2 separate regions of the Homo sapiens genome follow, and region 1 is linked to region 2. Evidence: chromatin loops called from intact Hi-C (ENCODE). Cell type or tissue: breast epithelium. All regions are shown on one strand. Each heading gives the region's core, and the rest is flanking DNA. Links, peaks and the distances in the headings are about the cores only. Region 1 overlaps LINC02613 (long intergenic non-protein coding RNA 2613). Region 2 overlaps RMDN2 (regulator of microtubule dynamics 2).

Region 1 (4,398 bases), core at 190-4,189, 520 kb after region 2:
CCACCATGCCTGATATGGTTTGGCTCTGTGTCCCCACCAAAATCTCATGTTGATTGTAATCCCCATGTGTTGGAGGAGGGGCCTGGTGGAAGGTGATTGGCTCATGGGGGTGGTTTCTAATGGTTTAGCACCATCTCCCTAGTGCTGTTTCATGATGGACTTCTCACAAGATCTGGTTGTTTAAAAGTGTGTAGCACTTCCCCCTTCTCTCTCTCTCTCTCCTGCCACCATGTGAAGATGTGCTTGCTTCCCCTTTACCTTCCATCATGATTGTAAATTTCCTAAGGCCTCCCCAGCCATACCTCCTGTACAGTCTGCAGAACTGTGTGTCAATTAAATCTCTTTTCTTTATAAATTCCCCAGTCTCAGATAGTTCTTTATAGCAGTATGAGAATGGACTAACACAATGCTCGACTATTTTTTCCTATCTTTTGTAGAGATGGGGTCTCACTAGGTTTCCTAGACTGGTCTTAAACTCCTGGGCTCAAGTGACCCTCCCACCTTGGCCTGCCAAAGTGCTGAGATTATAGGCATGAACCACCATGCCCAGCCAAAGCTTTACATTTTAATGCACATAAATTTACGAATGTTTTTCTTTAGTGCTTGTACTTATTTCTGTTTTATGATATTATTGCCTACACTGTGATCTTGGAAGTTTTTCTGTATTTTCTCCTAGAAGTCTGAAAGTTTTACTTAAAATTTTTTTCACCTAAAATTTCATATTGTTGGGTTCGTTTTCAATATGGGCTATCAAATTCCCAGTACCACTAATTGAATAATTTATTCTTTCTCTACTCATCTGCATGTCACCTCTGTCATATATCAAGTCTTCATAAGTACAGAGATCTGTTTTGCGAGTCTCTATTCTGTTCTATTGGTCTGTTTGTCTCTTTCTTGGCTAAAGCCACACAGTCTTAATTTAACAGGTCTTATAGTCTTATAGGGTGAGTCGCTCATCTTGTGTTTTTCAAAATTTCTTAACTATTTTTGGTCCTTTTTCAGAACAATGTTAGAATCATCCTGTCTAGACCCATAAAAAAAATCCTATGTGAATTTGGTTGGAGTCACAAAGAATTTATAATTTGGGAAGAATTGAAATTTATGACACCAAGGCTGGGTGCAGTGGCTCACACCTGTAATCCCAGCACTTTGGGAGGCCAAGGCAGGCAGATCACGAGATCACGAGATCGAGACTATCCTGGCTAACACAGTGAAACCCTGTCTCTATTAAAAAATACAAAAAATTAGCCGGGCGTGCCGGTGGGCACCTGTAGTCCCAGCTACTCGGGAGGCTGAGGCAGGAGAATGGCATGAATCCAGGAGGCAGAGCTTGCAGTAAGCCGAGATCATGCCACTACACTCCAGCCTGGGCAACAGAGTGAGACTCCATCTCAAAAAAAAAAAAAAAAAGAAATTTATGACACTGTATCTTCATATCATAAATACATCTTATCTATCTATTAAAGAATACCTAGGCCAGGCACAGTGGTTCACATCTGTAATCACAGCACTTTGGGAGGCCAAGGCAGGAGGATCACTTGAGGCCAGAAGTTCGAGACCAGGCTGGGCAACATAGTGAGATCCTATTTTACAAAAAAAAAAAAAAAATTAGCCAGGTGTGGTGTCATCCACCTGTAGTCCCAGTTACTTGGGAATCTGAAGCAGGAGGATTGCTTGAGTCCAAGAATTCAAGGCTGCAGTGAGCTATGATGGTGCCAACTGCACCCTAGCCTGGGCAACAGAGAGAGACCTTGTCTCTAAAAAACCCTAAGAACAAAAACAAAACAAAACAAAAAGAATACCTAAACAAGTAAAGTTTTATAATTTTCTTCATAAAGATCATGTATATATTTCTGGTACCTTATAGCTTTTGTTTCTTTTATAGGTGTTAGCTTTAAATTTTTTTATTTTCTAACTGTGGTTGGTACCTTAAAATGCAAGTTAATTTTTGTATAATGACCTTCTATCTAGTAACTTTGATGTGTTCTCCTAAATTTTATAAGGCTCTCTTTTACACATCTCTGGAAAGTTTAGATACTTCTGTACCGGAGCAAAAGTCATCAGCAAGCACTTACCCTTGGTGACAAAAGCAGTCCGAGCAAAGGACTAACTCGCAACCTCCCTTGCCTAAACGACTGCAGCTTGTTCCTAAATCTTACTATCCTATTGACACATGCAACAGCAACGCCCCCTTCTGGAGACCTGCCAACAAGACAGAAGTCTCCAGAGAGAAAGCCCTCGTGCTTGTTTAGATCAAAGATCCAGACCAAGTGGCCTCGCTTGAGGTCAGCCTTGCTGTTACAAAACAGAATGATCCCCAGGCAAAGGGCTCAGAGCCAGCTGGGTTAGATGAGGGGCTGCCTGGGTGACCTGATTAGAGGATGCTGTTTCTTGATTGGCCACATCCACTCTGTCCTTCCACTCCTACTTGAAAAGGCCTTGGGGACATCAGAAAGCAGGCCAGAAGGAGGAAGCAGCACTGCATGGAGAAAGAGTTAGCGTGAAGCCTGCCCCTTGCCCACTGAACACCCCTGCTCAGCCCGCAAGCTGTTTCCCAGCTAGGCTTCCACCCAAAACATCCATCTGGCTTGATTGCTGGGGGCAGCCGGCAGCTTCAAGAGACCTGTGAGGCCAGGAAGATGCATTCCATAGCTGTTGGCTTTGAGGTCATCCTATGTGATGCTAGAGAAAGAGAGACAGAGAGAGGAGGATGAAGAGCTGGTGCCCATTTGTTGGGCACTGGCATCTCACTGGACCCCAGCTGTCTCCATGCAATGGCCCAGAAGCAAGGTGACTTTTCCAGAGATCCCATTTCCCCTTAGAGAAAGGCCATTTCTCCATGGCCTACTTGGGTGTATAGGATAATGGCCTGATGTGAAGGGCTAGGTTTTATTTCCATATCTATCAAAGCTGAAAGCCAATGGGGCAGAGTAAAAAGTAAATGAACCTGAAGTCAGACAGATCTGAGTTCAAATCCCTAGGTGAATTCAGGCAGGGTGTAATCAACTCTTCTGAACTTTGATTTCATCCTCTGTCTAAGGGGGAAGAAAATACCTTCCTTGTAGGGTTGTTGAGATGATTAAATTGAATTAAATCATGTACATCGCAGCAGAGTGGCTGCCTGATAAAGCTGTTTTTAATCCTTAGAAGGATAATCGCTGAGTCACCTCTCTAATGGATGTGGGATACTTGCCAATCTCAACCTTTTCCCAGTGAACTAAGAAATGTGAGTTCTCCTGAAATGAGAGGCAGCCACTAAGTCCTGTGTTGTGTGCTGAGGATGGAGTTTATGTATATATGGTAACTCATTCTATTCTTACGAGAACCCTGTGAGGTGGATAGTATGGATATTATAGCCATGCTGCAAATGAAGAGACTGAGGTTCAGAAAAGCACCATGACGTCTTGAAGTCATGAGCAGGATATAGAGAGCAGAGATAAGAAGCTGTGTGTGTCCTTTCCAGAAGCCTTTGCTGTGCTGCCCAGGTCATTACCCTTCTCCTGTCTTGACAATCTAGTCCTAGACCTCAGGTAGTCCCACAGGTTTTTTGTTTTGTTTTATTCTGTTTTTAGAGACAGAGTCTCACTCTGTCGTCCAGGCTGGAGTACAGTGACACAGTCATGTCTCACTATGTTGCCCAGGCTGGTCTCTAACTCCTGGCCTCAGACACTCCTCCTGCCTCAGCCTTCCAAAGCACAGATATTACAGGCATTACTGTGCCCTGCCTTAACCCCACAGTTTTTAACTTAGCTCTGGGGCAGTCCTGATCTCTCTTTTTCAGAGGATAAATTATTTCAATTGCCAGGAGCAACAGTTCATTGACCTACATGACCCTTCCGGGCTCTAGTGTTAACAAGAATTGACTGAAAAGCTATGGTTTTTTTTCTATTCTCGCTTTTCCTAGGAACTGCCATTTTGTGTAATGTCCATGAGCTGGAAAGTACAATCAGATAACATTGAAGAGGCAAGAAAGGCTCATGGGAAGAAAAAAAGGGCAAAAGAAGCATTTTTATAGGAATCAGCAAATCAATATTTAAACAAAAAATGATTTCTCTTATTATATATTGTCTTTACTAGAATGATCTGTGCAGCTACTGGTCCCTTCATTCATTTCTAAGGTTCTGGAGGGAAAAGGTCTGTGTCTGTGTTTAATCTTCTTGTTGCTGTTTTTTGGGATTTTTGTTTGTTTGTTTTTTTGTTTTTGAGATGGAGTCTCACTCTGTCACCCCGGCTGGAGGTACAGTGGTGTGATCTTGGCTCACTGCAAGCTCCGCCTCCCGGGTTCAAGCCATTCTCTCACCTCAGCCTCCCGAGTAGCTGGTACTACAGGCGCCCACCACCATGCCTGGCTAATTTTTTGTGTTTTTAGTAGAGACGGGGTTTCACTGTGTTAACCAG
Region 2 (4,398 bases), core at 212-4,211:
GCCTGGCCAACATGGTGAAACCCCATCTCTACTAAAAATACAAAAATTAGCCAGGCATGGTGGCGGGCGCCTGTAATCCCAGCTACTTGGGAGGCTGAAGCAGGAGAATCGCTTGAACCAGGGAGGCGGAGGTTGCAGTGAGCCATGATCATGCCACTGCACTCGAGCCTGGGCAATAGAATGAGACTCCATCTCAAAAAAAAAAAAAAAAAAAAAAAAAGGCCTTTTGGTCATAAGCTCAATAACATCTTAAGTGTGACCAGCACTAAGTAGTTAACAATCTCTGCATATTGATTTGGTGGAGGAAAAGTAGGATCCAATGTAGGATTTAAGTTTGCCATGATAGACAAATAAAGTAAGTAATACACACACACACAAAATGTAGTATTTGCCTCCATAGCTCAATACATAACCCCTCAACGTCAATAATTACAGAGATGAATAAACTGTTCTTCCCTATTTTCCAGCTCCCTATAACCATTTGATAATGCCAGAGGAATAGGTTTCTCCCCCATCTAACTCTGCTATTTTTTCTGCCATTATCCCCTATTCCATGTCATTTGATATTTGTAAGCTCACCTCAGAATCAGTAACTATTCACTAGTCAAGTCATGGGTAGGCAAACATATGACTTCGGTGTTTTCAATTTTTATAACAGTATTTTGGCTTTAAATTACACATAGCTTTATTAAATCCTAGTCACAGTTCTGGTTCTGGTTGTAAGCAATCATTTTTGGTAATTTAGTTATTGATAAGATTTCATTGTATTAATGATAGGGATGGGGAGAACTGAGACAATATTTTAAAACCACTTTTGAGTTACTAGGCTTTGGTGTAGTTCCAGTCAACAATATCTGAAACTTGGGAGATGATTTTCCTTTGGATGCTTTTTTCAGGAACATCTAGATATAGCAATCAAACTTTTACCAGAGGAACCCTTTCTATATTACCTCAAAGGGAGATACTGCTATACTGTAAGTTGAATGCCTTTATTTATAAACTTTATTTGAATATACTATGATTATAGGATAAATTTTCAATGACTTATTGTTTTATTTTTACCCAGTGCCTACTTTAGGGAGAATTATAATAGCAATAAAATTTTATTTTAATGTATAATATATATGTTAAAATTGTATCTGAATTTATAATTTATACATTATAATTTTAAAAGCTATAATCTATGTATTTTATAATTTATAAACTTGTAATTTATATATATTTGTATGTTATATGCCACATTTTATATATATGTGATCTTTTTCTTTCCTGCTTTTTCATTTCTTTTTGCAGTAGTCACGTTCCCTCCCTTTGTGGCTGTCTCAGTTTGGGATCAACAATCCACACACACACCCTGTGTCTAGGTACACTATTCACGGTTCTGTGAGAGGACTTTTTTTCATCCAGTAGTGTATACTGAGCACAAATTATGTGCTAACTAACTGGCCAGGGATGAATAAAACACTCCTTGCTTTTAAGGAACTTAATTTGGAAGGGATACGCGACATATATAGCTCAAATAAAAGCAGCTGGTCCGTGTCTTAAATGACACTATTAGTTTATAGAAAATTACAGAATGTGAAAATGTATCTTAAGAATATGTGAAAAAAATTATCGTGAAAGGACAATGCCATTTTTGAATGATAAAATTGGGGTAGGCAAAGAGATAACTTCTTCATTGCAGCTGAAAGAGAATTAGAGGTGAAGAAGGAAGTTTGCTTTTATTGAACACCTGCTCTATGCCAAATATGCATTCTGTCCTTTATATTTCTTGCTGCATTTCATCCTTAAAACAGTGCTGTGAAGCAGTTATTATTATACCAGTTTTAAAAGATTAAAAATCTGAGTCTTCATGATGTTAAGAACCTTCCCAAAGTCCCATTTAACTAGTCAATGAAAGAGGCAGCATTGAAATTGAAATTGAATTCCAAAATTTATGCTCTTTATATTGTGTTACGTACGAAGAAAACTTACATTTTGTTAAGGAAAAAGGAGTAAAGGTATATCATCTGTTTTTCTCTTTTTTTCCTGGTTGTAAGATGGCAAAGTCAAATAATAGAATGATTACAACACTCAAATTTTTATAACCTACTTAATGTTGTAAAATACACAATGATGCCTTCATTCTCTGAAATATTGCACTGTTGAGTATACTGTTAATTTGCTAAGTTTGTATTACCTTCCAACAACTCACATGTTTTACTTACTGTTTCTTTTCTGTTGATCCCAAGTTATCTGAAATCTCTTCAAGGAAAGAATGCACATTTTACACTTCCTGGTAATTTTTCTTCAGCATCTAGCTCAGTTTTTTGCACTTAAAATAAGCTGCTTCTACAAGTATTTGTTTCTTAAATGATTGATTCACTAAAACTAGAGAAAAAGTACAAAAAAAACAAAGAATAAAAAGCAGTAGTAATAATGGCTAATGTGTACGTGGCTCTTGTAAGCATTTTATGTGACTGTAAACATATATTGTAGCTCACTCACTTTTTCAAAAACCCTATAAGGTTAATAAGGTTAATAATTTGCCCAGGGTCACTCAGCTAATAAGCAGGAGAACAGGATTCAAACACAAGCAGTTTGTTTCTTTTTTTTTTCTTTTCTTTTCTTTGACCAAGTCTCGCTCTGGCACCCAGGCTGGAGTGCAGTGGCATGATCTCGGCTCACTGCAGCCTCCACCTTCTGGGTTCAAGTGATTCTCTTGACTCAGCCTCCCGAGTAGCTGGGATTACACGCGTGTGCCACCACGCTCGGGTATTTTTTTATTTTATTTTTATTTTTAGTAGAGACGGAGTTTCGCCATGTTGGCCAGGCTGGTCTCACACTCCTGGCCTCAAATGATCCACCTGCCTCGGCCTCCCAAAATGCTGGGATTACAGGCATGAACCACCGCACCTGGCCCAGGCAGTTTACTTCTAAAATCTTTGCTCTTAACTAGTAAGCTCTACTGCCTATAAATTATAAGTATAGATAATGAATATGAATTGTGGAAGAGGAAGTTGGAACTCTTTCCACCAGGGGGAATCAGCTTCCGCCAAGGTAATAAAGCAAGTATGAGCAAATGTGTAAAGAAAGTTTCCAGCATATGCAGACTAGAGAACTCAAAATTTTCTGGCCACACAATATCTTAAAGTGTGTGTTAGTCTGAAGTGTGTATGTCTGTTTCTAATCAGGTCAATGGAAGAACCTACAGAAAAAAAAAAAAATAACAATAAGGGGAACAGCCAAAGGCCAGAAACAAAGCAAGAATACCAGTTCCAAGTACTGGTAAGCCAGCCTTGAAACCACCTGATAGTCGGAGGCATTTACCAAGGCTGGTAACCTAAAGCTTAGTCTGTAGACCTTTGTTGGGACTGGGGGACTAGAGACCTGAGCAGAGCAGAGAGCAGCTTGAAGACTGCCACAATATATCTGGGACTCCAAAAGTACAATGCCTGGTGGGGGGTGGGGGGGAGATGAACTTAAATAAAATTTATTCAGCACAAGCTTACAGCAGTGAAAATTCATTTTCAGCCTTAACAATTGGGAAGATAGAGTTGAAAGGAGGAAACGCTGCTAAGATTTAAAAGCCGTTTACCCAACCTCACAAGTGTCTGGAGCTTCAATGTACATTACCTGTCTAGACTTAAAAGCTCAAGAAAGAAATTTTAATTCAAAATGGACTCTGATCTTCACACCATAGAGAAATGGCAAAAGCACATGCTAATCCTCTGTAGAGGAAGGTACCTTTAGATAGGCTTTGTCAAACTTTCACAGAAAGTGTCCCAACAATGATGAGTTCACAGTCAAAAATTATAGACTATACAAGGAAACAAGCCAACAGTAATGACAGTCAGCAGAAAACAAAACAAAAAACCAGCAGTGGACCTAAAAAGACTTCAGATTTTGGAAATGTGGGATACAGAATATTTAATATGTAGCTATAATGTGTTTTTTAAAATAAGAGGAATTGGCATCGGATAGATGAGCAGCATGAGCAAAATTCAGTGCTGCTTTCTGAAAATAAACTGTTACGGCCATGTAACAGGACAAGCTAGAAATTTCAGAAGGACTTAACAGAGCTTTTCTCTTCCTCCATGATGTCAGGCAGTCTTTATAACATTACCTATGCTAATTACAGCATGTTGTCCAACACCAATTATAGCCATAAAATTAAATTGAAAAGATGAAAACTAGAAGTGTTTCCACATATGTTTGACTGTTTTCCAGATCACATTTCAATTACTTAACAAAAGAAAGTCTGTGAGTGGTAAGCAAGCATATGAAAAGATACTGATCATCAGTAGTCATTAGAAAAATGCAAATTAAAACCACAGAGAAAGACCGCTATTTATTCACTTTTTAAAAGGGCTAAAATTTAAAAGATGACAATACCAAGTACCAGCGAGGATATAGAGC

The links. Hi-C counts contacts between places; a loop is a spot of excess contacts. Peaks named below come from ENCODE experiments on the same cell type or tissue, not always from the same donor. Only the 100,000 strongest peaks of a DNase experiment are listed, where the experiment ranks them.
Region 1: it touches region 2 in a loop (12-fold over the local background); 14 of 110 quality-filtered maps call a loop at or near these places.

What each region holds. Positions count from the first base shown.
Region 1 is chr2:38,506,342-38,510,739 of GRCh38, forward strand. The region is part of intron 1 of LINC02613 (long intergenic non-protein coding RNA 2613); the gene reads right to left. Among named protein-coding and RNA genes, the nearest start is that of LINC02613, 7.2 kb to the right of the region's middle. In breast epithelium, for the core only: a CTCF peak has its summit at 2,178 (motif pointing left); a DNase peak (open chromatin) is centred at 2,200; H3K27ac peaks cover 1,081 bases.
Region 2 is chr2:37,990,324-37,994,721 of GRCh38, forward strand. RMDN2 (regulator of microtubule dynamics 2) reads left to right here. Exons shown (of 11, transcript NM_001170791.3): 7 at 897-974. The region is part of intron 2 of RMDN2-AS1 (RMDN2 antisense RNA 1); the gene reads right to left. Among named protein-coding and RNA genes, the nearest start is that of RMDN2-AS1, 44 kb to the right of the region's middle. In breast epithelium, for the core only: no CTCF peak of the experiment used is centred there; no DNase peak of the experiment used is centred there.